2 separate regions of the Homo sapiens genome follow, and region 1 is linked to region 2. Evidence: read pairs that join two places in POLR2A ChIA-PET (ENCODE). Cell type or tissue: GM12878. All regions are shown on one strand. Each heading gives the region's core, and the rest is flanking DNA. Links, peaks and the distances in the headings are about the cores only. Region 1 holds the start of THAP8 (THAP domain containing 8). Region 2 has its middle 8.7 kb from the start of ZBTB32.

Region 1 (15,288 bases), core at 7,275-9,774, 350 kb before region 2:
GACGAGGCATGGCAGGGAACAACCTGAGGGGACTGGCCGGGGGCTGATGTCGGGGCCACAGTTCTCAGGACGGGACTAGGGGAAACCTAGGAAGCCTGGAACTGGGGTAGACATGGCGAGCAGCTTCTCACCCGGTTCTGCACCGTCTCCTCGGAGGCCGTCGAGAGTCGCGTCCGCCGCCGTAGGCAGATTGGTGGGGCGGGGGGCGGGGAGGACTGGCCCCTCCGCGCCGGAACTCCCGCCATGACAGAGGGCAGCTTCTCCCCTGCATCGTTCCGCGCATAGCCTCCGGACCCTACGGCCGCCATCGTCACGCCGGAGGCGGGCGACCGTTACATCCCCTAACCGCCGCTGCCGCCACCGCCACGACCCACTGGAACAGCGAACAGCCGCGGGAAAGCCGGCGCCACCGCCTATTGGACGCGACGGGCCCGGCCTAGCCAATCGCAGGGATGCCGGGCGGCGCTTAGAACCAATGGGGGCGAAGAGGCGGAGCGAGTGCCTGGCGGGGCGGGGCCACAGCCAGTGTACTGGATGCCTGATTAAGCGTCATGGGGTCTTTCATCCAGACTGCGTTTTCATTATTCGCTGAAACATACAGGTTTTAATTTTTACGAGGCTAAGGCCACGGCCGCCTCACCTCGGTTTTTGCCGCCACCTAGAGGAACTATGTGCGCCCCAACGGTTGCCCGGATGTAGGCGTAGGGTGGAGCCGTAAGAGATTGACTAGCCAGTTGATTTGGTTGGCGCAGGCTCAGAAACGCCGTGACGCCGCCCTTCCCCCCAACACGTGATGAAAGTCGGGGTGACGAAGGGCCGGCTTTGCGCAGGTGCACAGTACTCGCTATGGCCCATTCGTCACGTGACGAGGGCGGGACTGTGGCACTGTGGAGGGGCGCCTAGTAGGCAGGCGCTCTCAGCTCTCTCCCCGGTACGTGACGAGACTCCACGGACGTCACGTGAGGCAGGCGGCGAGCGCGGGTGGGGCGGGGTTAGGCGGCGCTCCGCGAGAACCAAAGTGCAGCCGCTGACCCGGCAAAACTCAGCGGGGGCTGGATAGCCATGCCCAAGTACTGCAGGGCGCCGAACTGCTCCAACACTGCGGGCCGCCTGGGTGCAGACAACCGCCCTGTGAGCTTCTACAAGTGAGCGCAGCGCGGGGCGGGGCTTGAGGGAGGCGGGACCCTGAGAGGGGTGGGGCCCGAGCATTAGTGCTGCTGTGCGGGGCTTCTGGTCTTGCTTGAGGGTGTTAGGAAGTGGGGTTAAACCATGAGGAGATGGCCTTCCTGGCAGTGTCCATTGCACATACAAAGGTGCAGGCGTGGGAAACAGGAGTAGACGATTGACTACAGATAGCGAGCGAAGCGAGCCGAAGAGTGAAAGGGATGTAAGAAGTGAAGTCGGTGCAGGCTGTTAGAGAGCCTGCAGATGCCCACTTGCCCTCCCCACGCATTTGAGCCATCTGAAACTCAGAGCATCCGAAACTGAGCTTGCGATCGTGTCTCCCCAAAACCTTCCAGTCTGTCTTATCTTAGTAGCGTGCTTCATTCTTCTTGTTGCTTAGGTTTAAAAAATGTCATCCTTACCTCTTTCGTCATACTTGGGAAAGTCAGAATTAGCTTCGACTGTAAAAGATCTGTCTCCTTATTTATCTGGCTGACATAAGCCAGTTGGTGGAAGAATTACTAGGAAAAAACATTTCTTTGCTTTTTTTTTTTTTTTTTTTTGAGACAAGATCGCTTTGTCGCCCAGGCTGGAATGCAGTGGAACGATCACAGCTCACTGCAACCTCGACCTCCCGGGCTCAAGTGATCCTCCCACCTCACCCTACCAAGTAGCTGGGACCAGAGGCACGCGCCACCATGCCTGGATAATTTAAATTTTTTTTTTTTTTTTTTTTTTTTTTTTTTTTTGCCAGGCTTGGTGGCTCACGCCTGTAATCCCAGCACTTTGGGAGGCCGAGGCGGGCAGATCACCTGAGGTCAGGAGTTCGAGACCAGCCTGGCCAACATGGTGAAACCCCGTGTCTACTAAAAATACAAAAATTAGATGGGCGTGGTGGCTCATGCGTGTAATTCCAGCTACTCCGTGGGCTGAGGCAGGAGAATCGCATGAATCCAGAAGGCAGAGGTTGCAGTGAGCCAAGATGAGGCCACTGCAATCCAGCGTGGGCAACAAGAGTGAGACTCCGTCTCAAAAAAAAAAATTTTGTTTTTAAAGAGAGAGATGGGATCACCCTATGTTGTCCAGTCTAGTCTCAAACTCCTGGGCACAAGCAGTCCTCCTGCCTCGGCCTCCCAAAGTGCTTGGATTACAGGCGTGAGCCACTGCACCCAGCCAGGAAAAAATATTTCTCTTGGACATACTGCAGATGTAAAGTGGCAGAATTCCCATCCTTTGAGTGTCTACTGCTTTCTTAGTAGGAAACTTTGGTTGTCTAAAGTCAGAGATGATCACAAACTTTGCTGTTTGAAATCACATCAAGTAAGAATGAAACATCTCACTTTTGCTTGGAGGAGCTAAGTCACTTTGACACAGAAAAGCAGTCCCTATTTACAATCCAGGTTTGGAGCTTCAGATAAGGACACAATATTCTACATCTATGTAAACTTTATTGCATCTGAGAAGACAAACCCTGGGCCCACTTCACCATCCGGACCTGATATTGATCCCTTTACACACAGTTCTGATTTGCTTTGAGGCAATCTGAACACTGCTTAGTTTACATTTCACCTAAAAAATAACTCTGTTTGTTGAGACTCCCTCACAAAACAAAGGCCCATAGGGCCTATGGCAGTGGTCCCCAACCCTTATGGCACCAGGGACTGGTTTTGTGGAAGACAGTTTTTCCACGGATGGGATAGGGTTGGGGGAATGGTTTTGGGATGAAACGCTTCAGATCATCAGGCATTAGATTCTCATAAAAAGCGGGCAACTGGCCAGGCACAGTGGCTCATGCCTGTAATCCCAGCACTTTGGGAGGCCAAGGCGGGCAGATCACGAGGTCAGGAGATCGAGACCATCCTGGCCAACATGGCGAAACCTTGTCTCTACTAAAAATACAAAAATTAGCTAGGTGTGGTGGCACATGCCTGTAATCCCAGCTACTTGGGAGGCTGAGGCAGGAGGATCACTTGAACCCAGGAGGCAGAGGTTGCAGTGAGCCGAGATTGCGCCACTGCACTCCAGCCTGGCGACAGAGTGAGACTTCATCTAAAAAAAAAACCAAAAAACCCAAAAAACAAACAAACAAAAAAAAAATGGAGGGCAACCTAGATCTCTCACATGCACAGTTCAGAATAGGATTCACACTCTTGTGAGAATCTAATGCTGCTGCTGCTCTGACAGGAGGCGGAACTCAGGTGGTAATGCGAGCAGTGGGGAGTGGCTGTAAATACAGATGAAGCTTCTCTCACTCGCTCACCTGCCTGCCACTCACCTCCTGCTGTGTGGCCCTATTCCTAACAGGCCATAGACTGGTACCCGTCTGTAGCCTGGGAGTTGGGGACCCCTGGCCTATGGTATCTCTAGTGTGCAGACTCTCCCATTGCCATTGTAAATAAATCTGACAGTGCTGGACTACAGGTTTGTCCCTGGTGGTCTTAGCCTAAGTGGGCTAGGACACATTCCTCATCCAGTCCCTCAGCAAATCCAGTTGGCTCTCCCTTTACAAACTGTCCAGAATTTGATCACTTCTAACCCTCTCCTCTTCCTGCATCCTGCTCCTGGCAATTATCACCTCCAGACTGGACTATTTTAGCAGCCTCTTCATTGGTCTCCCTGCTCCCACCGTCACCCCCAGTCTGTTCCCTGCTTGCAGCCAGAGGGAGCCTGTGAACACCTGAGTCAGATCAGCGCCCTCCTCTGCCCAGATCCCTTCCGTGACTCCCACCTCACTATAAAAAATAAAGTGAGGCTGGAACAGGTAGAAAGCAGGCCTGCAAAGTCCTACAGAGCTGGTTCCCTGATACCAGTGTGACCTCATCTCTTTCCTCCTGCCCTTCACACCAGTGACACTGGCCTACTTCATGTTCCTGTAGTGTGGCAGGCATGTTGCTGCCCTGGGGACTTTGCCTGTGTGATTCCCTCTGATTTCAAAGTTCTTGCCTTTATGACTACCACCCTATGGAAAACTGTAACTGACACCCAAACACACACACGATTCTCTCTGTCTCCTGCTTTATTTTTCTCTTTAACACATCACTGTCTGCATATTGCGTTTTCGATGTATTCATTCATTATCTCCCCCACTAGAATATCAGTTCAATCAAGCCAGAGGTTTTGTCTTTCTTTGTCTTTCTTCTTTCCTCCTGTTTGTGTCTCCAACCTCTAGAATATTGCCTGGCACATAGTAGGTTCTTAGTAAAGATTCGTTGGGTGGATTTGGTGAATGCCTTTCAGATGGGCTCTCCAGGAAAGCCAGCAGTCCATGTGTCACGGATCCTTTGAGGGACCCTGGTGTAGGGCCAAAGGGACTTTAAGCCTGTGTATGACTCTGGCAACATTGATTAATTCAGCAACTTTTTGAGTATTTCTTGGAGAAGCAAGTAAGCCCCTGCTGGACACAAAGAATCCTGACAGATCTTGTTTCTGCCATGACAGAGCTCATGGATAGGTGAGGGATCAAACATTGAGGAACTGAGTACGTGACCTGGGAGTTACCCATGATCCTTCCTTTTCATTCACCGCTAGTCCATTAACCCACCCTTTGGCTCTACCCTCAAGACATTTCTCCATCCTGCAACAACCACAACAAAATCTCTAACACCTTGACAAGACAGTTATAAACACAAATGAGAAATTCCTAAATAAATCATTAACAAATAAGGAAAGATAGGCTGGGCGTGGTGGCTCACACCTGTAATCCCAGCACTTTGGGAAGTCGAGGCAGGAGGATCGCTTGAGCCCAGCAATTTGAGACCAGCCTGGGCAACGTGGCAAAACCCCATCTCTACAAAATGTAAAAAATTAGCTGGACGTGGTGGTACACACCTGTAGTTCCAGCTACATGAGACAGTGAGGTGAGAGAATCACTGGATCCCAGGAGCCGAGGCTGCAGTGAGCTGTGATTGTGCCACTGTACTCTAGCCTGGGCAACCGTGTGAGACCTTGTCTCAAAATAAATAAATAAGAAATAAGGAAAACACATTCCCAGACTACTTCTCATCACATCCACTGTCATCATGTAGTCCAGGCTGCCATCATCTTTTTTTTTTTTTTTTTTTTGAGACAGGGTCTTGCTCTGCCGCCCAGGCTGGAGTGCAGTGGTATGATCTCGGCTCACTGCAACCTCTGCCTCCCAGGTTCAAGTGATTCTCCTACCTCAGCCTCCTGAGTAGCTGGGACCACAGGTGCACACCACCACACCCAGCCAATTCTTTGTATTTTTAGTAGAGATGGAGTTTCACCATGTTGGCCAGGTGGGTCTTGAACTCCTGACCACAGGTGATCCACCCACCTTGGCCTCCCAAAGTACTGGGATTACAGGCGTGAGCAACCGTGCCTGGCCCGTTTCCACTCTTACCTCTCTCATAACAACAACAATAGTTACTTAGTATTTACCTTATGCCAGGCACTGTTCTAAGTGCTTTGTATGTATAATAAGGAGGAAAATGATGACGACTGTATATAGCAGCCAGATGACTGTATAAAAATCACTTCATGTCTTCATTGGCACCCGCTAGTGACTAGCCCATTTCCACCTCAGGGCCTACCCCTGAGTCAGTCTTGCAGAAGCCACTTAGTTAAGAGTTAGATGAGAAGCAGTTTCCAAAAGAGGCTTAGGAGAGGGCATGGATGCCAGGTGAGAGATAAGATGAGACACATTGAGGGAAGTGGCTGCCAGGAAATAACTTGAAATCCTGCTTGGCAGCCAATGGGAACACTCATTAGTTCACTCTCTCTTTTTTTTTTTTGAAACATGATCTTGCTTTGTCACCCAGGCTGGAGTACTGTGGTGCGATCATGGCTCAATGCAGCTTCAGCCTCCCAGGCTCAAGCAGTCCTCCCATCTCAGCCTCCTTTTTTTTTGTTTTTTTCATTTTTCTTTTTTATTTTTATGCTAGTCAAGCATGGTTGTGTGGGGAGACAATGTTAAATCAGCTTAACAATAACCCACAACACTCGGACCAGCTCCATCTCAGCCTCCTGAGTAGCTGGGACTACAGGCATGTGCCACCATGCCTGGCTAGCTTTCATTAGCTCTGTCTTAGGCCCTTTCAGGGACAGTGGCAATGGGGTCATCTCTTATGGGGGACCTATCACTTAGAATTGTATCTGCTTGGTAGTAACAAAGTCCTGCAATAAGAGTTGCTTAAACAAATTATGGGGTCTATAGGAATCAGTGTGGTTAAGTTATGCTGCACAAACAAACTTCTCAAATCTCAGTGGCTTACTACAACAAAGGTGTTTTTTGTTTTTTTGTTTTTTTTTTTTTTTAAAGAAGGGGTCTTTATCACCTGGGCTAGAGTGCAGCACCATCATGGTTCACTGCAGCCTCAAACTCCTGGGCTCAAGCAGTCCTCCCGCCTCAACCTCCTGAGTAGCTGCGACTATAGGCAGACACCACCTTGTCAGGCAAATTTTTCTAATTTTTGTAGAAATGAAGTCCCATTGGGCTGGGCGCGGTGGCTCACACCTGTAATCCCAGCACTTTGGAAGGTTGAGGCAAGTGGATCACCTGAGGTCAGGAGTTTGAGACCAGCCTGGCCAACATGGTGAAGCCCCATTTCTACTAAAAATACAAAAATTGCCAGGCGTGGTGGCACACGCCTGTAATCCCAGCTACTCAGGAGGCTGAGATGGGAGAATCGCTTGAACCTGGGAGGCGGAGGTTGCAGTCAGCCAAGATCGCGCCACTGCACTCCAGCCTAGGCAACAAGGGTGAAACTTCGTCTAAAAAAAAAAAAAAAGAAATGAAGTCCCACTATGTTGCCCAGGCTGGAACTCCTGGGCTCAATCAGTCCTCCTGCTTTAGCCTCCCAAAGTGCTGGGATTACAGGCATGAATCACCACACGTGGCCCAAAGGTGTATTTCTTGCTCACACTATGTCCTTTGCAGGTCATTTGTGGTCCTACTCTACAGTATCTTAATTGGGGTCTCAGGCTGAATAAACTATCCCTATTTGGAGTATTGCTGGTCTTGCAGGAGGAGGAAAAAAGAAAGTGGAGTGAATCACCCAGTGGCTCTTGGTCAATTTCATATTTAGAAGTGGCCTGTGTCACTTTCACTGGCATTCTTTTGGCTGGAGCAAGTATATAGCAAGCCTCAAGTCAATGGAGTGGGCATGTGTAATCCTCATGTGGAGAGAGACAGCAGACATTCTATTACAGGGTTTATTTTCCCTCATATACAGAAAGTACAGAGGTTGGCAAACCAGCACTGGGATAGTAGCTCCACAGTCATGAGAAATGAGGGGTCCTATCACTATTTTTCTTTCTTTTTTTTTTTTTTTGAAAGTCTCATTCTGTCACCCAAGCTGGAATGCAGTGGCACAGTCTCAGCTCACTGCAACTTCCACCTCCTGGGTTCTAGGGATTCTCATGCCTCAGCCACCCAAGTAGCTGGAATTATAGAATTACAGGCGCATGTCACCATACCCAGCTAATTTTTGTATTTTTAGTAGAGACAGGGTTTTGCCATGTTGGCCAGGCTAGTCTCAAACACCTGGCCTTAAATGATCCTCCCACCTTGGCCACCAAAGTGCTGGGATTACAGGTGTGAGCCACCATGCCCGGCCTCTTTCTGCTCTGTCATCCTTAGCCTGTGGCTTCCATCCTTGGCCTGTGGCTTCCATCCAAGGTGGCTGCCAGTGCCCCAGCCACCACTGCCACCATTCCTTATAGGAGGAAAAGGGAAGGGAGGAAGAGCAAAAAGCGTTCAGGTCTAAACTGAATCATCTCCCTTTATAAGGCCTTCCCAGAAACCCCGTTCAATGGCACCTTTTCATCATTGGTCACCCCAACTGGAAAAGAGGCTGGGAATTGTGGTCTTTAAAAACTGGGCATTTAATCAGCCTGAAGAAATTTTGAGTTACATTAGTAAGAAAGAAAAAAAGGACTTCTAGCAGTATATGCCACCCCATGCTCTGGACAAGATGACCAGCAAGACTAAAATAGTTTATACAAAGGGGAACATGGGGGTATAGCTCAGTGGTAGAGCATTTGACTGCATACAAAGGGGAACACTTGTTGTCTGCTTAAGGTAGTTTTTTAGAAAGCAACATTGCCCATTACAAATGCTGCTATCCAGAGGAACAAGAGAGAGTAAGACCAATTAAGGAGACCTTTCTTAGGATATTGACTTTTTTCCTTTGCTCTTTGAGCTGCTGAATCCTGTTGATCGTCCCTTCCATTTAAGGCACCATCCCAGAGATCCCACACAACACTAAAGCATTCCTTGGCCAGAAGGTAGTCACACGCCCCAGCCAGCTGCAAAGGATCCTGGGAAACATAGTCTTTTAGCAGGACACATTGTGGCCTCAAAGAAAGTTGGAGTTCTGTTAGTAAGGAAAAGGCAGAGAGTAGATACGAGTAGTCCATTGGCAGATTCTGCCTGGGAGATGGTGGCAATAAGAATGGGGAATGCTGTTGCAATAGATCTTGTGTTTGTGTCCCGGAAGAATGGGGCTGCTGAGAACATTGGGATCTTAGAGGGAGGCTGACTGCAGCAGCCAGACTCCCTGGCTGTGTGCCCTGGGGTTCTGCTCTCTGGGTGCCACTGCTGTTCTCTGAGTCAGCCTTTCTGTGCTCTTTCACCAGCTACCTGCCCCCTCCACCTCCATCTTCCTTTGTCTGAGAAGTCTTGGCTCTCCCCATCTCCGTTCATCCCATCCACCTCCTCCCCACTGGTAGCCTCTTTAGTTTCTTGTGTGTCCTTCCTATGTGTCTTAGTCTGTTCTCACACTACTATAAACAACTACCTGAGACTGAGTAATTCATAAAGGAAAGAGGTTTAATGGACTTACAATTCTGAATGGCTGGGGAGGCCTCAGGAAACTTACAATCATGGTGCAAGGCGAAGGGAAAGCAAACATCTTACATGGGGGCAGGAGAGAGAGAGAGCAAGAGGGGAACTGCCACTTTTAAACCATCAGATCTCATGAGAACTCACTCACTATCATGGGAACAGCATGGGGGAAACATCCCCCATGATCCAGTCACCTCCCATCATGTCCCTCCCTTGACACATGGGGATTACAGTTCAAGATGAGATTTGGGTGGGGACACAGAGCCAAACCACATTACCATAGTTTCTTTATATAAATACCAGCAAATGTGAAAGACATTCTTATTTCTCCCTTTATTACACTATTAGTTTCCCATGCTGCTCTAACAAACTTGGTGGCTTAAAACAAGACAAATTATTTTCTAACAGTTCTAGAGGCCAGGAGTCCAAATCGGCTTTCCTGGGCCAAAACCAAGGTGTCGGCAGGGCTGTACTCCTCTGGAGGTTCTGGGGGAGAATCTCTTCTTTGCCTGTTCCGGTTCCTGGTGGCTGCAGGCAGTGCTTGGCTTGTGGCCACATCTCTCCAGTCTCTGCCTCCATGGTTGCATTGCCCTCTCTTCTTTTCTGTGGTAATATATTCTCCTCCCTCTTATTAAAAGGATACTTGTAGTGGCATTTAGGGCCAACCCGGATGACCCAGGATAATCTCCCCATCTCAAGATCCTTAACTTAATCACATCTTTTGTCATATAAGGTAATATTCAGGCCTGGCACAGTGGTTCACGCCTGTAATTTCAGCACATTGGGAGGCCGAGGTGGGAGGATTGCTTGAGCCCAGGAGTTTGAGACCAGCCTGGGCAACAAGGCAAAACCCCATCTCTACAAGAAATATAAAAATTAGCTGGGCATGTGGCACATGCCTGTAGTCCCAGCTACTTGGGAGGCTGACGTGGGAGGATTGCCTGAGCTTGGGGAGTTTGATGCTGCAGGGAGCCGAGATCACACCACAGCACTCCAACCTGGGTGACAGAGCAAAACCCTGTCTCTAAATAAATAAATAAATAAATATACAAAAAAATTAGCCGGACGTGGTGGCGGGCGCCTGTAGTCCCAGCTACTCGGGAGGCTGAGGCAGGAGAATGGTGTGAACCTGGCAGGCGGAGCTTGCAGTGAGCCGAGATTGCGCCGCTGCACTCCAGCCTGGGTGACAGAGCGAGACTCCATCTCAAAAAAATAAATTAAATAAATAAATAAATAAATAAAGTAATAGTCACAGTTTCCAGGAATTAGGACATGGATAGCTTTTGGGGGCTACCACAATGACTAAAAGCTGAGATAGTCTATTTAGAACCTTGCTTTTTTTCACATAATGTGTGCCTGACAATAGCATGTCAGTTCACAGAGTACCTCTACATTCTGTTTTATAGCTGCATCGTATTCTTTTGTGTGGATGTGCCTATGTTTACCCTCTCTCCTGTAGGAATTTTGTCCCTAATTCTCTAGCACTCACTAGTCTATCTTTTCAACAAAGAGAGAGCAGGGGTGGGGTGTGGTGCCTCATGCCTATAATCGCAGCACTTTGGGAGGCCAACGTGGGAGATCACTTCAGCCCAGGAGTTCAAGACCAGTCTGGACAACATAGTGAGACCTCTGTCTCTACAAAAAGAAATTTTAAATTAGCCAGGTGTGGTGGCACATGCCTGTGGTCCCAGGTACTCGGGAGGCTGAGGTGGGAGGATCACTTGGGCCTAGCAGTTCAGGGCTACAGTGAGCCATGATCGTGCCTCTGCACTTTAGCCTGGGCAACAGAATGAGACCGTGTCTCAAAAAAAAAGAAAGAAAAGAAAAGAAAGAGAGCAGGCCTCAGGCTCATAACCCTCAGTAGGTAATGGCATCTGATGTTTTTATGGTTAGCTTTTGTTTATGGAATTGATACTGATTTTCCATTTTCAATTGTGATGTAAAGTTTCTCTTTTAAGTATCTTTGTTTAATAGTTAAAATTGGTTAGTTTTAAGAAAAATATGAAATAAGTAATATCACAGATATGGAAAACATTGTGAAGATGGGATATGCATGAGATGTGTCTTAGTTATCTAATGCTATATAACAAACTATCCCCAAATTTAGCAGCTTGAAATAAACATTTACAGTCTCAGTTTCTGGCAGCTGCTAAGGACAAACTGGCCAGCATTTGATCATGTGGCCACCCCTGGCTGCAAATAAGGCTGGAAAAGGAGGTCTTTATTATGGGTAGCCTTGAGCCCAGGTCTAAATAGAGAGTGGATTACCATCTAAGAGGGTAAGAGCAGATGCTGGGAATAAGTGGCACCCGGAAACCGGAGAAGTGGGGCACATTTAGAGGGTCCCTCATCAGATAATCCTCACCCACAACCACTGAGAAAGCTTTTATTTTTTAAAACTTAAAACAAAAAAAATTTTTTTTTGAGATGGAGTCTTGCTCTGTCGCCCAGGTTGTAGTGCAGTGGCGTGATCTCGACTCACTGCAACTTCCACCTCCCAGGTTCAAGTAATTCTTCTGCCTCAGCCTCCCGAGTAGCTGGGATTACAGGGACACGCCACCAGGCCTGGCTAATTTTTGTAATTTTCGTAGAGACGGGGTTTCACCATGTTGGCCAGGCTGGTCTTGAACTTGAATTCAAAATCACTTGAGGTCTGACTGCAAGTGATCCGCCCACCTCGGCCTCCCAAAGTGCTGGGATTACAGGCGTGAGCCACCGTGCCTGGCCTATTAAAATTATTTTTACCTGTGGCAAAATACACATAAAATCTACCATTTTGATCATTTTTAAGTGTACAATTTTGATCATTAAGTGTACAATTCACTAATGTTAAGTGTTGTATAACCAATCTCCAGAACTTTTTCCTCTCCTAAAACACTCTATCCCCATTGGACAATTCCCTCTTTCCCTCTCCCCCAGGCTCTTGGCAACCACCATTCCACTGTCTGTCTCTAGGAATTTGACTGTTCTACCTCATATAAGTGAAATCGTCAGTATTTGACTGGCTTATTTCACTTACCCTAATGGCCCTCAGAGTTCATCTGTGTTGTTGCATGTGTCAGATCAAGACTAAATAAAATTCCAGGCCAGATGCAGTGGCTCACACCTGTAATCCCAGCACTTTGGGAGGCCGAGGTGGGTGGATCACCTGAGGTCAGGAGTTTGACACCAGCCTGGCCAACATGGTGAAACCCCATCTCTACTAAAAATACAAAAATAGCCAGGTGCAGTGGCAGGCACCTGTAATCCCAGCTACTTGGGAAGCTGAGGCGGGAGAGTCGCTTGAACCCAGGGGGCGGAGGTTGCAGTGAGCCGAGATCACACCACTGCATTCCATCCTGGGCAACAGAGTGAGACTCCATCGCAAAAATAAATAAATAAGCCGGGCATGGTGGCGGGAGCCTGTAATCCCAGCTACCCAGGAGGCTGAGGCAGGAGAATCACTTGAACCCAGGAGGCAGAGATTGCAGTGTGCCGAGATTGCGCCATGGCACTCCAGCCTGGGTGACAGAGTGAGACTGCATCTCCTCCCTCCCCCCAAAAAAAAGACTAAATAAAATAAAATTCCATTGTATGTATATGCAGCATTTTTCTTATCCATGTATCTGTTGATAGACACTTCCACCTTTTGGCTGTTGTGATTTATGCTGCTATGTTTCTGTTGTCTGTTTGTTTGTTTTTGAGACAGCATGTCGCTCTTTTGCCCAGGCTAGAGTGCAGTAATGTGATCATGGCTCACTGTAGCCTTAACCTCCTGGGCTCAAGCAGTCCTCCCACCTCAGCCTCCTGAGTAGCTGTGCCTCTAGGCACATGCCACCATATCTGGCTAATTTTTCTATTTTTTGTAGAGACAAGATTTCACCTGTTGCTCAGGTTGGTCTTGAACACCTGGGCTCAAGTGACCCACCCACCTCAGCCTCCCAAAGTGCTGGGATTACAGGCATGAGCCACCACGCCAGGCCTGATTTATGTTGCTACGAACGCAGGTGTGCAAATATCTCTCCAAGACCCTGTTTTGTGTTCTTTTGGGTATGTAAGCAGAAGTGGATTGCTGGGTCATATGGTAATTCTATTTTTCAGTGTTTGAGGAACTGCCATATTGTTTTCCACAGTGGCAGCACCGTTTTACATTCCCAGCAGTGTACCAGAGTTCCAGCAGTTTTTCCACATCCTCACACACACTGTTCTTCTCTTCCTCTTCCTCCCCCTCTTACTCCCTCCCCCTTCCCCTTCCCCTCCTCCTCCATCACCCAGGCTGGAATGCAGTAGTGTGATCATAGCTCACTGCAGCGTTCAAATTCCTGAGCTTAAGCAATCCTCCCACATTGCCTCCTAAGTAGATAGAACTATAGATGCACATTGCCACACCCAGCTAATTTAAAAAATATTTTTTCGTAGAGACAAGGTCTTGCTACATTGCCCAGGATGGTCTTGGACTACTGCCTTCAGGAGATCCTCCTGCCTCAGCCTCCCAAAGTGCTGGGATTACAGACACAAGCCACCATGCCCGGCCTCTTTTTTGTTGTTGTTCAATAGTAGCTGTTCTGGTGTTTGTCAGATGATATTTCATCAGGGTTCTGATACTGCGTTTTCCTAATGATTGGAGATGTCAAGTATCTTTTCATGTGCTTATTGGCCATTTGTATGTCTTTGGAGAAATGTTTGTTCAAGTCCTTTGCCCATTTTTGAATCAGGTTATTTGTGTTTTATTGTTGTTGAGTTGTTTAAAGACTTGTTAGTGGGTGTTTTCAAGCATACACAAAAAGTAGAGCCCTCAGTATCCATCACTGTGTCACTAGTTATCAACACTTTGCCAATCTTCTTCCCTGCCCTGCCCACACCTCTAAGTTTTTGTCCTGCACTATTTTAAAGTAAATCCCAGACATCAGATCTTTTATCCGTAATTATTTCAGACTGATTTCTAACAGAAGACTGTTTCAGAAGTATAAACCAATACAGTTATCACACCTAGCAAAATGAATTTTTTTTTTTTTTTTTTAAAGACAGGGTCTGGCTCTGTCACCCAGGCTGGAGTACAGTTGCGCAATCTCGGCTCACTGCAACCTCTGCCTCCCAGGCTCAGGTGACCCTCCCACTTCAGCCTCCCGAGTAGCTGGGACTACAGGCATGTACCACCATACATGGCTAATTTTTTTTTTTTTTTGTAGAGTCGAGGTCTCCCTATGTTGCCCAGGCTGGTCTCGAACTCCTGGGCTCAAGCGATCCTCCCACCTTGTCGTCTTCCCAAAGTGCTAGGATTACAGGCATGAACCGCCATGCCTGACCAGTTTCTTACAATTATCTTATAACCAGTTCATGTTCAGTTTTCCCCAATTGTCTTAAAATGTCTTTTTACTGAATTGTTTGTTGTAGGCAAGGTCCACATCCTGCGTTTGTGCTGATGTTTCTTAAATCTCTCTTAATCCAGAAACCCCACACCCCCATTTATATGGTGTGGAAGAAACGTTTTCGCTTGGCTGCACGATCTCCCACATCGTAACTGTCTGATTTTATAAACTGCTCCAACAAGTTGATGTGGAAGAACAAATTGGGAGTGGAGGGGCGGGACTGTGGGCAGGAAGACCAGGAAGGAGGCTGGAAGGAGGGGCAGTGGAGGGGGCAGAGGTGGGCTGATGCTGGGTGTTTAAAAGGTGGAGCTTTCAAATTAATAATAATAAGAAGAAATGCCAGGCTTGGTGGCTCATGCCTATAATCCTAGCACTTTGGGAGGCCAAGGTGGGTGGATCACCTGAGGTCAGGAGTTCAAGACCAGCCTGGCCAACATGGTGCAACCTCGTCTCTACTAAAAATACAAAAATTAGCCGGGCGTGGTGGCGTGCGCCTGTAGTCCCAGCTACTCAGGAGGCTGAAGCAGAAGAATCGTTTGAACCCAGGAGGCGGAGGTTGTAGTGAGCCAAGATCGCGCCATTGCACTCCAGCCTGGGTGACAAGTGCGAAACCCCGTCTCACAAAATACTACTACTAAAAGATGAAGCTGAAAAAAGGGTTGTGGTTGTGTGTATGAGATAGAGAAAGCCTGGGCACAAGACAGGTCTACTTCCTAGCCCTAGGGAGGCACAGGCTTGGAGCCCAGAGACCTCCAGGGTGGGTATCCTCTGGGAGGGATAAGTCTGAACCTCGTAGCACTGACCCAGCCCCCCAACCACCCATGCAGGTTCCCACTGAAGGATGGTCCCCGGCTGCAGGCCTGGCTGCAGCACATGGGCTGTGAGCACTGGGTGCCCAGCTGCCACCAGCACTTGTGCAGCGAGCACTTCACACCCTCCTGCTTCCAGTGGCGCTGGGGTGTGCGCTACCTG
Region 2 (15,288 bases), core at 5,329-7,828:
GAGGTCCAGGTGGTAGTAGGATCGCTTGAGCCCAGGAGGTCGAGGCTGCAGTGAGCTATGATCACACCACTGCACTGCAGCCTGGGCGACACAGTGAGGCCCTGTCTCTAATAAATAAATAAAAATAAAATAAAAGAGCCAGCCAGGCAGGGCACGGTGGCTCACGCCTGAAAACCCAGCACTTTGGGAGGCCGAGGAGGGCGGATCACCTGGGGTCAGGAGTTCGAGATCAGCATGACCAACATGGTGAAACCCCGTCTCTACTAAAAATACAAAAATTAGCTGAGCGTGGTGGCGGGCGCCTGTAATTCCAGCTACTCGGCAGGCTGAGGCAGGGGAATCGCTTGAACCCCGGGAGGCGGAGATTGCAGGGAGCCTATATCGCGCCACTGCACTCCAGCCTGGGAGACAGAGCGAGACGGCGTCTCAAAAAAAAAAAGAGCCAGCCAGGCTTCGGTGCCTGTGAACAGCTCCCTTTTCTCTCTTGTCCCACTCCACCACGATTGCTGGCACAGCTCACTCTGCCTCGCCTGGAAGCCTGGAAGTGTACAGGGACAGGAAAGACACAAGAGGGGGGCAGTGCCTTGCCCCGTGATTGGCAGCGTGACACTTGCACTTCCAATTCCCACTGCCACCTCGACTGTATGCTCAGCCAGGAGTAACTGCGCGCGGACGTGTCAGCACTCCCACCTCCAACCATACCGCAGAGGGAACGGCCGATTGCGCTGCCCCAACATTAACTGGCCCGGGGGTTAGACTCCCTCCAGCAGGGTTTCCCCCTGGGCAGGGCTTCGGGGCTAACAAGCTGCGAGCTCGCCCCTCGCCAGTCTCCCGAGGTGCTTGTCTGCGGGGCTTCTGGCCCGGCCCCCGCGGCGGTTGCACCGCTGATTGGCTGGCTCCGCTCCTTTCTAAGTGGCTTAGCCTGGGATTCGTTCTCAAGCATAGCCAATGAGACGCCAGGGCGCCTCAAGCAGGCGGGCATGACTCCACCGCTGTCGCTTCTGATTGGCCCTAAGGCTCGTCTTCGCTTTAGATTGACCAGAGAGCAGCGGGGCGGGAGCTTAGTTGAGCAGTTTCAGGCTGCGATGCGAGTTCGGTACCTTCCCGCTGCGCGGAGTGTTGTTGTGCGCGTCCTTCGCAGCCGCTCGCTGAGGAGCTGGAGTGGGGAGGAATGGGGGTGGTCAGGAGACAGGAGAGCACCTCGCGGAAGAGCCTGGGACAACAACCGGAGCTGTAGGTCCTGACCGAGACAGCCTGAGGCGTCCCTGGCCCCGATAGGGAGCGAAACCGCTAAAATGGGGGAAGGGGCCGGACGTGGTGGCTCACGCCTGTAATCCCAGCACTTTGGGAGGCTAAGGCGGGCAGATCACCTGAGGTCAGGAGTTCGAGACCAGCCTGACCAATATGGTGAAACCCCGTCTCTACTAAAAATACAAAAATTAGCCGGGCGTGGTGGGGGATGCCTGTAACCCCAGCTACTCGGGAGGCCCAGGCAGGTGAATTGCTTGAACCCGAGAGGCGGAAGTTACAGTGAGCGGAGATGGCGCCACTACGCTCCAGCCTGGGCGACAGAGCAAGACTCCATCTCAAAAAATAAAAATAAAAAATAAAGTAAAAAAGGGAGAAGGACTGGCACTGTGGTGGGAGTAATAGCACCTCGTGTTTACCGAGCCCTTTCCATGTGCCACGCTTGTGCATCAACTCGTTGAAACCTAAATAACCCCGTGAGGGAGGCGATTACTATGCCAGGTTAACCTCTGAGGGTCAAAGAGGTGAAGTCGTTTATTTAGGGTCCCGCAGCAGTTACGGGCATTGCTGGAACTCGAACCCTGCTGTGGTGAGAGCCCAACCTTCAAGCTACACTATGATTAAGTAGGATTGATTTTGTAGATGGGGATGGGGTCTGATCACATTGGCCCTGGTTTTGGGAAAATGGACTGACATGTACAAAAAGGTATTTTATTTATTTATTTATTTATTTATTTATTTTTGAGACAGAGTCTTGCTCTGTCGCCCAGGCTGGAGTGCAGTTGTGCGATCTCAGCTCTCTGCAATCTCCACCTCCCGGGGTTCAAGCCATCCTCCTGTCTCAGCCTCCCGAGTAGCTGGGATTACAGCCACCTGCCACCATGCCCGGCTAATTTTTGTATTTTTAGTAGAGACGGGGTTTCACCATGTTGGCCAGGCTGGTCTCGAACTCCTGACTTCAAGTGATCCTCCTGCCTCGGCCTCACATAGTGCTGGGATTACAGGCGTGAGCTACTGCACCTGGCCTAGAGAAAGGTATTTAAAAAATCAGTCTCATAATATCTTTGCTTTTTTTTTTTTTTTTGAGATAGGGTCTTGCTCTCTTGCCCAGGCTAGAGCACAGTGGCAGGATCATGGCTCACTGCAGCCTTGACCTCCTGGGGTCAAAGGATCCTCCCACATTAGCCTCCCAAGTCGCTGGGACTACAGGTGCACAACACCATGCATCACTAATTAATTAATTTATTATTTATTATTATTATTTTGTAGAGATGGTCTCACTATGTTGCTCAGGCTGGACTTAAACTCCTGGGCTCAAGGGATCCTCCTGCTTTGGACTCCCAAAGTACTGGGATTACAGGCACGAGCCACTGTGCCAGGCCCCAGACCAGTTTTAAGTGCTTTACCTACATCATCAGATTGACTCTTCATAGTAAACTCTATCGGATATTTACTGTTATTATTCTCATTTGACAGATACAAAAACTGAGGTTTGGCCTGGCACAGTGGCTCATGCCTGTAATCCCAGCACTTTGGGAGGATGAGGCGGGTGGATCCTTTGAGGCCAGGAGTTCGAGACCAGCCTGGCCAACATGGTGAAACCCTGTCTCTACTAAAAATACAAAAAAAATTAGCTGGGCATGGTGGCACATGCCTGTGATCCCAGCTACTGGGGAGGCTGAGGCAGGAGAATCACTTGAACCTGGCAGAGGTTGCAGTGAGCCGAGATCGCGCCACTGCACTCAAGCCTGGGCAACAGAGCAAGACTCCGTCTCAAACAAAACAAAACAAAAAAACAAAAACAGGTTCAGAGAAGAAACTGATTTTCCTAAGATCTCACTGGGAGTAATTGTCAGAGCTGGAATTTGAACTAGGCCTGTTGCAGTCTGACTCCAGAGCCTAAGCTCCTAAACATTTTTATACACTGCCTCCATCCTGCCAACTACAGTGACCACAGTGCAGACACACATGGTCCCAGGGAATCCCCAGCCACTATAGGAAACAGAATGACGCCAACACGCATTGGAATAGGCAGCCAAGGCTCACAGAGGTGAAGCTCCTCATCTCAGCTCACACAGCTAGTCCATGGCTGAGCAAGGAGTAGAATGATGCAAGACCTGAATCCAAGCCTGAGTTCTTCATCACACCTCACACTGTGTTTTTCCTATTTGAAAGATGAAGAAACGAGGCCGGGCATGATGGCTCACGCCTGTAATCCAATCACTTTGGGAGGCCAAGGCGGGTGGGTCATAAGGTCAGGAGTTCGAGACCAGCCTGACCAACGTGGTGAAACCCCATCTTTACCAAAAATACAAAAGTTATCTGGGCATGGTGGCGCATGCCTATAATCCCAGCTACTCAGGAGGCTGAGGTAGGAGAATCGCTTGAACCCGGGAGGCAGAGGTTGCAGTGAACTGAGATTGCGCCACTGCACTCCAGCCTGGGAGACACAGCAAGACTCCATCTCAAAAAAAAAAAAAAAAAAAAAACCGGCTGGGTGCTTGATGGCTCACACCTGTAATCCCAGCACTTTGGGAGGCCAAGGCGGGCGGATCCAGCTTCGGTTACTCCCTGAGGAGTAACCGAAGCTGGAATTCAGACCCAGATCTGCCTGACCCAGGAGATCACCCCTGAACCACATTACCTTCAGGAAGTGCTTGTCTGGTAGATCCTGGGTTGGATTGGTTGAGAAGTCCTCTCACTCAACAAGCCTTATTTACAGTTAGTTCATCTTGTCCCAACTTTGACCCTAAAGGTGGTTGGGAATATACTTTACAGCCTCAGAACCTTTGGAGTTTCTCACTGATTCTCACTGAGAAGCCCTAGTGATAATTGCTACAATTTTTTATTATTCATATTTTTTCCTTTTTTTTTTTTTTGAGACAGAGTCTTACTCTGTTGCCCAGGCTAGAGTGCAATGGCACGATCTCGGCTCACTGCAACCTCTGCCTCACAGGTTCAAGCGATTCTCCTGTCTCAGCCTCCCGAGTAGCTGGGATTACAGGCATGTGCCACCACACCTGGTTATTTTCTTTCTGTTTTAATAAGCTGGTCTACAATACAGGTTTCCTGTGTTTTGTTTTTTTAGAGATGGGGTCTTGCTGTGTTGCCCAGGCTGGAGTGCAGTGGCTATTCACAGGTGCGATCGTAGCACACTGTGGCCTCAAACTCCTAGCCTCGGCGATCCTCCTGCCTCAGCCTTCTGAGGAGCTGGGACTACAGGCACATGCCAACATGCCCAGCTAATTACTACAAATTATTGAATCCTTTTTATGGGCCAGGAAGGCATGAGAAGATGGAGTGAGGGACCCTGGGCTCTGGCAAGATGGTATAGGAAGGGTTGTTGGCTTGGCTTGGGGGGTTGGACTGTAAGATTTGGAGAGTTAAATGTCTGAAAGAAGTAGAAAAATAAATAAAAAGCCCCTGCCTTCAGTTGCTTATTGAGCAACTCCCCATGCCAGATCCTACACTAACTAAGCTTAACTGTACACTGAGAAGCAGAGAGCCTTGCAGCCTAGGTAGCTGAATGCTGGATCCAAACTGTCTGCATCATATCCTGGCCCTGTTATTTACTAGTTGTGAGACCTTTGGCAAATTGCTTAACCCCTCTGGGCCTTAATCTCTTCATCTGGGCATATTAAATGGTCATATCATAAATGGGCATATTAATAGTACATATTGGCCAGGCATGGTGGCTCACACCTGTAATTCCAGCACTTTGGGAAGCCGAGGTGGGCGGATCACCTGAGGTCAGGAGTTCGAGACCAGCTTGGCCGACATGGTGAATCCCTGTCTCTACTAAAAATACAAGCCTGTAATCCCAGCTACTCGGGAGGCTGAGGCGTGAGAATCGCTTGAACCCAGGTGGCAGAGGTTGCAGTGAGCTGAGATCATGCCACTGCACTCCAGCCAGGGCAACAGAGTGAGACTATGTCTCAAAAAAAAAAAAAAAAAAAAAAAAGGGCTGAGTGGCTGAGTGCAGTGGCTCATGCCTGTAATCCCAGCGCTTTGGGAGAACGAGGCAGGCAGATCACCTGAGGTCAAGAGTTCAAGACCAGCCTGGCCAACACGGTGAAACCCCATCTCTACTAAAAATACAAAAATTAGCTGGGTGTGGTGGCAGGCACCTGTAATCCCAGCTACTCGGGAGGCTGAGGCAGGAGGATCGCTTGAACCTGGGAGGGGGAGGTTGCAGTGAACTGAGATTGCACCACTGCACTCCAGCCTGGGTGACGGAGCGAGACGTCATCTCAAAAAAAAAAAAAAGGTACATACTCCCGGTCGTGGTAGCTCACATGTGTAATCCCAGCACTTTGGGAGGCTGAGGTGAGAGGATTGCTTGGACTCAGGAGTTCAAGACCAGGTTGTGCAACATGGCGAATCCCCATGGCTACAAAAAATACAAAAATTAGCCAGGTGTGGTGGCACACACTTGTAATCCCAACTACTGGGGAGGCTGAGGTAAGAGGATCACCTGAGCCCAGGAGGTAGAAGCTACAGTGAGCCATGATTGCAACACTGCACTCCAGCTTGGGTGACAGAGTGAGAACCTGTCTCAAAAAAAAAGAAAAAAAGTGTGTACCTCTCAAAGTCATTGAGGGGATTAAATGAACTAATAGAGCAGTGGTATTTCTTCTTCTTTTTTTTTTTGAGATGGAGTCTGCCCTCCAGGCTGGAGTGCAGTGGCGCGATCTCGGCTCACTGCAACCTCTGCCTCCTGGGTTCAAGCGATTTTCCTGCCTCAGCCTCCTGAGTAGCTGGGACTACAGGCGCGGGCCACCACGCCCAGCTAATTTTTGTATATTTAGTAGAGACGGGTTTTCGCCATGTTGGCCAGGATGGTCTCGATCTTTTGACCTTGTGATCCACCTACCTCGGCCTCCTAAAGTGCTGGGATTACAGGCGTGAGCCGAATAGTGGCATTTCTTCTGTTCCCCAATGCCCTGTAACCGAGTTGTTTCCTTGCAATCAGTGTCATCTGCCTTGGCTGTGGTGTAGACCCTGAAAATTAAGGGATCATGGGAAAGCCTGGGGGCAGTGTGTTCCCAGAAGCAGTAGCAAGCGCAAAAGCCCCAAGGCAGGAGTGAGCTTAGTATATCTGAGGTACAGCAGGAAGTCCACCTGGAGCCAGGCAGCTGACTAAGACTCAGGAGCTCAGCTCAACGGCACGAGTGTTCATAACAGATGTGAAAATAACCCTGTACCTTTCAGAGAACAAAGGACTTTCCCCAAGCTTTGATCTCTGGAAAAACCCCAGACCATGATTACATTTGAGGCTCAGTGTCCACAGTTGCACAGGAATGAAGCTTAGAATTCAGGTCTTCTAGCTCTCTAGGGCCCATGCGTCAAGGTCAAGAAACTTACTTTCACTCAAATATTTATTAAACTCCTGGCCAGGCGCAGTGGCTCACACCTGTAATCCCAGCACTTTGGGAGGCCAAGGTTGGCTAATCACTTGAGGTCAGGAGTTGGAGGCCAGCCTGGCCAGCATGGCAAAACCCCATCTCTACTAAAAATACAAAAATTAGCCGGGCATGGTGGCGGGCGCCTGTAATCCCAGCTACTCAGGAGGCTGAGGCACAAGAATCGCTTGAACCTAGGAGGCAGAGGTTGTAGTGAGCTGAGATTGGGTCACTGCACTCCAGCCTGGGTGACAAGAGCGAAACTCCATCTCAAAAAAACAAAACAAAAAATTCTGATGGTGCATGCCATTGGTGCTGAGCCCTGGGGAAGACCCAGCCCCTGCCTTCAAACATTTCACCTGCTAGAGAGGAATTAGACCTCAAAACATATTCTTCAAGAGCCAAGTGGAAAGTGTAGGAACTGAAGCTGAGAAGAGGCACTTAAGCTAAGGGGAGAAGGAGTGGAGAAGGGTGAGGGACAGCTTCCCACAGGAGGCGATGATGTTTGTGCATCTTTTTGGGGGTACTTACTATGTGCTAGGCATGGTGCTTGGTAGAAAGGACACAGTGGGAAGCAAAGAAGAGACTGAATGTAATGGTCTGCTAGGGCTGTGTAACAAAATATCACAGACTAGGGGGCTTAAACAACAGACATTTATTTCTCACAGTTCTGGAGACTGGAAGTCCAAAGTCAAGGTGCCAGCAGGGTTGGTTTGTCCTGAGGCATTTGTCCTTGGTTTGTAGAAGGCCACCTTTTCACTGTGACCTCATATGGCCTTCCCTCCGTGTGTGTGCACTCCTGGTGTCTCTTTCTATAAGGACATCAGGGATCAGGGCCCCACCCTTATGACCTCACTTAACCTAAGTTCCCTTCTTTATTTTCTTTTTCTTTATTTTATTTTATTTTTGAGACAGAGCCCTGTTTTGTCACCCAGGCTGCAGTGCAGTGGCAGGATCTTGGCTCGCTACAACCTCCATCTCCTGGGTTCAAATGATGCTGTTTTGGCCTTCCAAGTAGCTGGATTTAGAGGTGCCTGCCACCACGCCTATCTAAGTTTTGTATTTTTAGTGAAGGCCGGGTTTCACCATGTTGGCCAGGCTGCTCTCAAACTCCTGACCTCAAGTGATTTGCCTGCTTTGGCCTCCCAAAGTGCTGGGATTACAGGTGTGAGCCACTGTCCTGGCCAGTTTACTTTCTTAAAGTATCTGTCTTGGGCTGGGCGTGGTGGCTTACACCTATAATCCCAGCACTTTGGGAGGCTGAGGTGGGAGAATCACTTGAGGCCAGGAGCTCGAGACCAGCCTGTCCATCATGGTGAAACCCTGTCTCTACAAAAAGTACAAAAATTAGCCAGGTGTGGTGGCGCACGCCTGTAATCCCAGCTACTTGGGAAGCTGAGGCAGAAAATCACTTGAGCCCAGGAGGTGGAGGTTGTAGTAAGCTGAGATTGCACCACTGCACTCCAGACTGGGCAACAGAGCAAGACTCTTGTCTCAAAAAAAAAAAGGCTGGGTGTGGGGGCTCATGCCTGTAATCTGAACACTTTGGGAGGCCGAGGTTGGCGGATCACGAGGTCAGGAGATCAAGACCATCCTGGCTAACACGCTGAAACCCCGTCTCTACTAAAAACACAAAAAATTAGCTGGGCGTGGTGGCGGGTGCCTGTAGTCCCAGCTACTTGGGAGGCTGAGGCAGGAGAATTGCGTGAACCCAGGAGGTGGAGCTTGCAGTGAGCTGAGATCGCACCATTGCACTCCAGCCTGGGACACAGAGCGAGACTCCATCTCAAAAAAAAAAAAAAAAAAAAGTTAACTGATGTACCCTGAACCAGAGTTGTTTTTAGACAACAAATATTGCTTGTCTTGACTCTGGGTACAGATATATATATATGTATCTTTTCTTTTTTTTTTTTTTGAGACAGGGCCTTGTTCTGTTGCCCAGGCTCCTGGCCTCAAACAATCCTCACATCTCAGCCTCCCAAAGTGTCCTCAATTTTCTGAATGGATTTTTATGAGAGGAACTTTAATACCAGGGATCCTATTTTGGTCATTTTGTCCAGCAGGGCTGGGAGCAGCTCTTCAAAAAGACCATTTTCTTGTCCCTTTACCTTCCCTGTTTTGCATGATTCTGTTTCCATTTGTAGAGGATCTGAGAAGGCAGCTGATTCTGTGAGAAACAATGATTCTACTTCATGTTTTAAATAGATCTGTTGGGTTAAGTGACAAGTCCCTAGCTAGACTCAAGAAGGCACTGGAGAGCTATGGTCCTGCCACTGTACTCCAGCCTGGGCGACACGGTGCGATTCTCATTTTCTCTCTCTCTCTCTCTCAGACAAAGTCTCCCCCTATTGCCCAGGCTGGAGTCCAGTGGTGCTACCATAGCTCACTGCAGCCTCGAACTCCTGGGCTCAAGTGATCCTCCTGTCTTGGCCTCCCAAAGTGAGGGATTACAGGTGGGATTACAGGTGTGAGTCACTGTGCCTGGCTGAGACCCCGTCTTTTAAAAGAAAGGGGAAGGGGGAGGAGAAGGGGTAGGAAGAAGGAGGAGGAGGAGGAAGAAGGCGGAGGAGGAAAGAGGAGGAGAAAGAGAAAAAAGGAGGAGGGAAGAGGAGGAGGGTGAAGGAAGGAGAAGGAAGAAGGAGGAGAAAGGAAGAGGGATGAAAGAAAAGAGGAGGGAGGAAGAGGAAGAGGGAGGAGGAGGAGGAAGGAAGAGGAGGAGGGAGAAGGAGGAGGGAGGAGGAGGGAGGAGGAGGAGGGAGAAGGAGGAGAGGGTGGCAGTGGAGGTCACTCCCTATAATGTGGAGCATAGCAGCCACCTGCTGGTCACAGCGCAGTAGGAAGAACACAAAGCCCTGGAGTGAGGCAGAGGGGCCCTGGCTCCTCAGTGGCTCTCCAGCGCCCTCTATTGACAAAGCCTAACCTGGCACCAGATGACAAATGGAACTGAGAGGTAATAAATTGATAACCCACAGGTAAGTGATGGGGCCCCTGCTATTAATAAAAACAACAGTAATAATAACGACTACCATGGAATTCTCAGTGCTGTCTGTGTCATTTATCCCGGAATCGCTGGTGAAGGTTGATGGGGAGGGGGGATTGTGGTCCATTTGCCTCCAGGGTCGGCTCACCCTTCCCTAGGCTCAGGCTTAGGGTCTGAGCCTGCTCTGGGCAAGCACCCTCTCCCTCCTCCCAGACCAGACCCTATAGATGGAGCTGACTCCATCCCTGCTCCAAGGGCAGGCGTGTGCCCCGGAATCTGCACTTTCCCCAGCCCCACACGTGATGGCACAGCACAGTGTCAAACCTAGACAATGAAAAACATTCCAGAGGGGGCACCAGGCCCTCTCACCGTTTTTTGCTTTGTTTTGTTTTGTTTTTGTTTTTTGAGATGGAGTCTTGCTCTGCCACCCAGGCTGGAGTGCAGTGGCACGATCTTGGCTCACTACAACATCCACCTCCCAGGTTCAAGTGATTCTTCTATCTCAGCCTCCTGAGTAGCTTGGATTACAGGCACATGCCACCACATCTAGCTAATTTTTGTATTTTTAGTAGAAACAGGGTTTCGCCATGTTAGCCAGGCTGGTCTCGAACTCCTGACCTCAGGTGATCTGCCTGCCTCAGCCTCCCAAAGTGCTGGGATTACAAGTGTGAACCACCATGCCCAGTCATCTTTTTTTTTTTTTTTTTTTTGAGACTGTTATCTGGGCTGACAGAGTCAGTGGTGCCATCTTGGCTCACTTCAGCGACGACTGCCATACTCAAGTGATCCTCCTGCCTAAGCTTCCTGAGCAGCTGTGATGCAGGTGCTTGCCACCATGGCCAGCGATTTTTAAAAATTTTTTTATTGTTTTGTAGAGACAGGGTCTCACTATGTAGCCTAGGCTGGTCTCGAACTCCTCAAGCGTTCCTCCCGCCTTGGCCTCCTAAAGTGCTGGGATTACAGGCGTAAGCCACCGCGCCCCCCCGCCCGGCTAGGTTTTTGTTTTGTCTTTCATTCTTTTATTTTTCTCCTTAGCACTTATTAGCCTCTAACATGTGTTTTTCTTATTGGTTTTATCTATTTTCCCCTCTAGAAGGTAAGCTTTATTTATTTATTTATTAAGCTCTTTTAAATCTGGGAAGAGTTCCTGTAAGCTTTATTATCTGATTCCCAGGAAGCTTGTAGCCATTTTTCTAACACCAGCCAAGGACGCGGGGACCAGAGAGGAGGAATTGGTGGGCGTGGGACACCTGAGGAAAGGGCAGGGGTGTGTGTTTTTACGTTTTAGTTAAAAAAAAAAAAAAAGAACCAACTTGCCCTCATGGAAGGAGTGTAAGCAAAAGTGGATGTAGTCAGAGGCATGTGCCTGGCTTGATTGCTATATAACACAGTTTCTTATTTCCATTCTGTGATCTCAGATGGTGAGAGAGAGAGCTTGGCTCAGTGGAGCAAGAGAGAGAAAGAGATACCTGGAGAGGTGGCAAGGGGCCAAGCCACACGGGCCCTCAGTGCGAGGTGAGGAGGGCGCTGGAGAGCCGTGGAGGGTTAGAGGCTGAGGAGGGATGCAGTCACCTGGGGTGTGGGGGGAACAGCCATCAAATGGCTGCCTGTCCCTCAAGGGGTCCGGGCCCTGACATAGCCCTGACCTCTTTGCTCCCCTCTTACCCACAGGAGCCGGCCTCTGAGTTTGGGGGCTGGGGCGGACAAACCTGTCCTGCAGGCAGGCCCGCCTGGGTGAGGCCACGCTGCTGCCGGTCTGACTGAGCCACACTCTGCAGGTATATGGTAGGATGGAGCCCGAAAGCCAAGTGGCAGATGTGGGTCAGAGATGGCGGCCTACCTACCTGACTGCCCAGAGGTCAGAGGTCAGGTCAAACCCCGGCCTCCCATCTAGCAAGTCCTGGCCTATTATTATTATTATTGAGACGGGGTCTTGCTATTGCCCAGGCTGGAATGCAGTGGCACCATCACAGCTCACTACAGCCCCTACCTCCTGGGTTCAAGCGATCTTCCCACCTCAGCCTCCCGACTAGCGGTTACTACAAGTGCGCACCACTATGGCCAGCTAATTTTTAAATTTTTTGGAGAGATGAGGTCTCACTATGTTGGCCAGGCTGGTCTGGAAATCCTGGCCTCAAGCAATCCTCCTGCCTCAGCTCCCAAAATGCTGGGATTACAGGCGTGAGCCACTGTGCCCAGCCCTGACCTGTCTTACTGAGAGGTGACAGCGTGCTGGCAGTCCTCACAGCCCTCGCTCGCTCTCGGCGCCTCCTTTGCCTGGGCTCCCACTTTGGCAGCACTTGAGGAACCTTCAGCCCGCTGCTGCACTGTGGAAGCCCCTTTCTGGGCTGGCCAAGGCCGGAGCCGGCTCCCTCAGCTTGCGGGGAGGTGTGGAGGGAGAGGCGCAGGCGGGAACCGGGGCTGCGCGCGGTGCTTGCGGGCCAGCGCCGAGTTCCGGGTGGGCGTGGGCCCGGTGGACCCCGCGCTCAGAGCGGCCGGCCGGCCCCGCCGGCCCCGGGCAGTGAGGGGCTTAGCACCTGGGCCAGCAGCTGCTGTGCTCAATTTCTCGCCGGGCCTTAGCTGCCTTCCCGCGGGGCAGGGCTTGGGACCTGCAGACCGCCATGCCTGAGCCTCCCCTCTCCCCGTACCCCGTGGGCTCCTGTGCGGCCTGAGCCTCCCCGACGAGCGCCGCCCCTGCTCCACGGCACCTAGTCCCATCGACCACCCAAGGGCTGAGGAGTGCGGGCGCACGGCGTGGGACTGGCAGGCAGCTCCACCTGCAGCCCCAGTGCGGGATCCACTGGGTGAAGCCAGCTGGGCTCCTGAGTCTGGTGGGGAGGTGGAGAACCTTTATGTCTAGCTCAGGGATTGTAAATACACCAATCGGCACTCTGTATCTAGCTCAAGGTTTGTAAACACACCAATCAGCATCCTGTGTCTAGCTCAGGGTTTGTGAATGCACCAATCGACACTCTGTATCCAGCTACTCTGGTGGGGACTTGGAGAACCTTTGTGTGGACACTCTGTATCTAGCTAATCTAGTGGGGACATGGAGAACCTTTGTGTCTAGCTCAGGGATTGTAAACGCACCAATCAGCACCCTGTCAAAACAGACCACTCGGCTCTCTGTAAAATGGACCAATCAGCAGGATGTGGGTGGGGCCAGATAAGAGAATAAAAGAAGGTTGCCCGAGTCAGCCGCGGCAACCCGCTGGGGTTCCCTTCCGTGCTGTGGTAGCTTTGTTCTTTTGCTCTTTGCTATAAATCCTGCTGCTGCTCACTCTTTGGGTGCATACTGCCTTCATGAGCAGTAACACTCACCGCGAAGGTCTGCAGCTTCACTCCTGCCTGAGCCGGCGAGACCAGGAACCCACCAGAAGGAAGAAACTCCGGACACATCCGAACATCGGAAGGAACAAACTCCAAACACGCCACCTTAAGAGCTGTAACACTCACCGCGAGGGTCCGCGGCTTCATTCTTGAAGTCAGTGAGACCAATAACCCACCAATTCCGGACACCTTAACTGCTCAGATAAAGTTTGAAAATATTTAGTAGGATAATTCTCTTCTCAATGTACATTTTATGTCCAGCAGGGACATTTTAACTAAGATATATTTCTTGATTTTTTGTTAGAGGACAAAGGCAATAGTCATCATAAAATATTTGCAAAATACCAAAATGTCCAAGGAATGAAGTAAAGATCCCCTGCAAATGTGTCCTCTTCCTCAATAACCTTTGGAAGACTTTCTTTTAAAAAAAATGCAAACATGCACATATTTATATTTTTATCAGGGAAGGAATCATACTTGGCATGCTACATTGTAATCTGTTTTTCTCATGTCACAATTTCCCAAGCATTTTTTTCATGCCATTAAATTCTTTTGCAGGGTTTTTTTTTTTTTTTTTTTTTTTGAGACAGTCTCGCTCTGTCGGCCAGGCTGGAGTCCAGTGGAATGATGTCAGCTCACTGCAACCTCCGCCTCCCGGGTTCAAGGGATTTTCGTGCCTCAGCTCCTGGGTAGTTGGGATTACAGGTGTGCACCACTACACCCGGCTAATTTTTTTGTACTTTTAGTATAGACGGGGTTTCACCATGTTGGCCAGGCTGGTGTCGAACTCCTGACCTCAGGTAATCCTCCTGCCTTGGCCTCCCAAAGTGCTGGGATTACAGGCGTGAGCCACTGCGCCTGGTCAGCAGTGTGGTTTTTAAAGGAAAAAACTAGCTAGGCACAATGGCTCATGCCTATAATCCCAGCACTTTGAGAAGTCGAAGTAGGAGAATCACTTGAGCCTTAGGAGTTTGAGATCAGCCTGGGCAATACAGCAAAATTCCGTCTCTACAAAAAATTTAAAAATTAGCCAGTTATAGTGTTATGCACCTGTAGTCCCAGCTACTTGGCAGGCTGAAGCAGGAGGATCGCTTGAGTCTGGGGGGTTGAGGCTGCAGTGAGCCATGATCCTGCCATTGCACTCCACCCTGAGTGACAGAATGGGACTCTGTCTTAAAAAAATATATAGCCGGGCGCGGTGGCTCACGCCTGTAATCCCAGCACTTTGGGAGGCCGAGGTGGGTGGATCATGAGGTCAGGAGTTTGAGACCAGCTTGAACAACATAGTGAAACCCCATCTCTACTAAAAATACAAAAACTTAGCTGGGCGTGGTGGCGGGTGCCTGTAATCCCAACTACTTGGGAGGCTAAGGCAGGAGAATCACTTGAACCCGGGAGGTGGAGGTTGCAGTGAGCCGAGATGGCACTACTGCACTCCAGTCTGGGCAACAGTGCAAGGCTCCATCTCAAAAAATAAATAATAATAATAAAGGAAAAAAACTGATTTTATGCATATCAATTGGCATAAACTCCACAAACATTCTTTTGTTTTGTTTTGTTTTGTTTTGTTTTTGAGACGTAGTCTTGCTCTGTTGCCCAGGTTGGAGTGCAGTGGCACGATTTTGGCTCACTGCAACCTCCACCTCCTGGATTCAAGGGATTCTCCTGCCTCAGCCTCCTGTGCAGCTAGGACTACAGGCACATGCTACCACGTCCAGCTAATTTTTGTATTTTTAGTAGGGACGGGGTTTCACCATATTGGCCAGGCTGGTTTTGAACTCCTGACCTTGTGATCCACCCGCCTGGGCTGCCCAAAGTGCTGGGATTAGAGGCATGAGCCACTGCACCCGGCCTCCACAAACATTCTTTAAAGATCCTCAGCCAGAAACATATTCACGCTAACATATGCTGAGTTCATGGGCTCATCATCTCACAGTAAAAGCACCAAGCATTTTCTTTTCTTTTCTTTTTGAGATGGAGTTTTGCTCTTATTGCCCAGGCTGGAGTGCAATGGCACAATCTCAGCTCACCACAACCTCCGCCTCCCGGGTTCAAGCCATGCTCCTGCCTCAGCCTCCCAAGTAGCTGAGATTACAGGCGCACACCACCATGCCTGGCTAATTTTTGTATTTTTAGTAGAGACGGGGTTTCACCATGTTGGTTAGGCTGGTTTCGAACTCCTGACCTCATGATCCGCCCGCCTCGGCCTCCCAAAGTGCTGGGATTACAGGCATGAGCCACCATGCCCGGCCGCACCAAGCATTTTCAAGTGTGACTTTTTTTTTCTTTTTTTTTTTTTTTTGAGATGGAGTCTTGATCTGTTGCCCA

What was found. Peaks named below come from ENCODE experiments on the same cell type or tissue, not always from the same donor. Only the 100,000 strongest peaks of a DNase experiment are listed, where the experiment ranks them.
Region 1: POLR2A ChIA-PET joins it to region 2 with 7 read pairs; 2 of 35 experiments call an interaction of 5 or more read pairs at or near these places.

What each region holds. Positions count from the first base shown.
Region 1 is chr19:36,039,992-36,055,279 of GRCh38, reverse strand. It overlaps THAP8 (THAP domain containing 8), which reads left to right and starts at 995. Exons shown (of 4, transcript NM_152658.3): 1 at 995-1,145; 2 at 15,144-15,288. The coding sequence starts at 1,063. It overlaps LOC101927572 (a long non-coding RNA gene), which reads right to left. Exons shown (of 4, transcript NR_170988.1): 4 at 4,163-4,455. It overlaps WDR62 (WD repeat domain 62), which reads right to left and starts at 383. Exons shown (of 32, transcript NM_001083961.2): 1 at 132-383. The coding sequence starts at 308. It also overlaps the pseudogene RNY5P10. In GM12878, for the core only: no CTCF peak of the experiment used is centred there; no DNase peak of the experiment used is centred there.
Region 2 is chr19:35,688,181-35,703,468 of GRCh38, reverse strand. No RefSeq gene overlaps it. Among named protein-coding and RNA genes, the nearest start is that of ZBTB32, 8.7 kb to the left of the region's middle. RefSeq lists an enhancer at 1,132-1,371. In GM12878, for the core only: no CTCF peak of the experiment used is centred there; a DNase peak (open chromatin) is centred at 6,398; H3K27ac peaks cover 2,075 bases.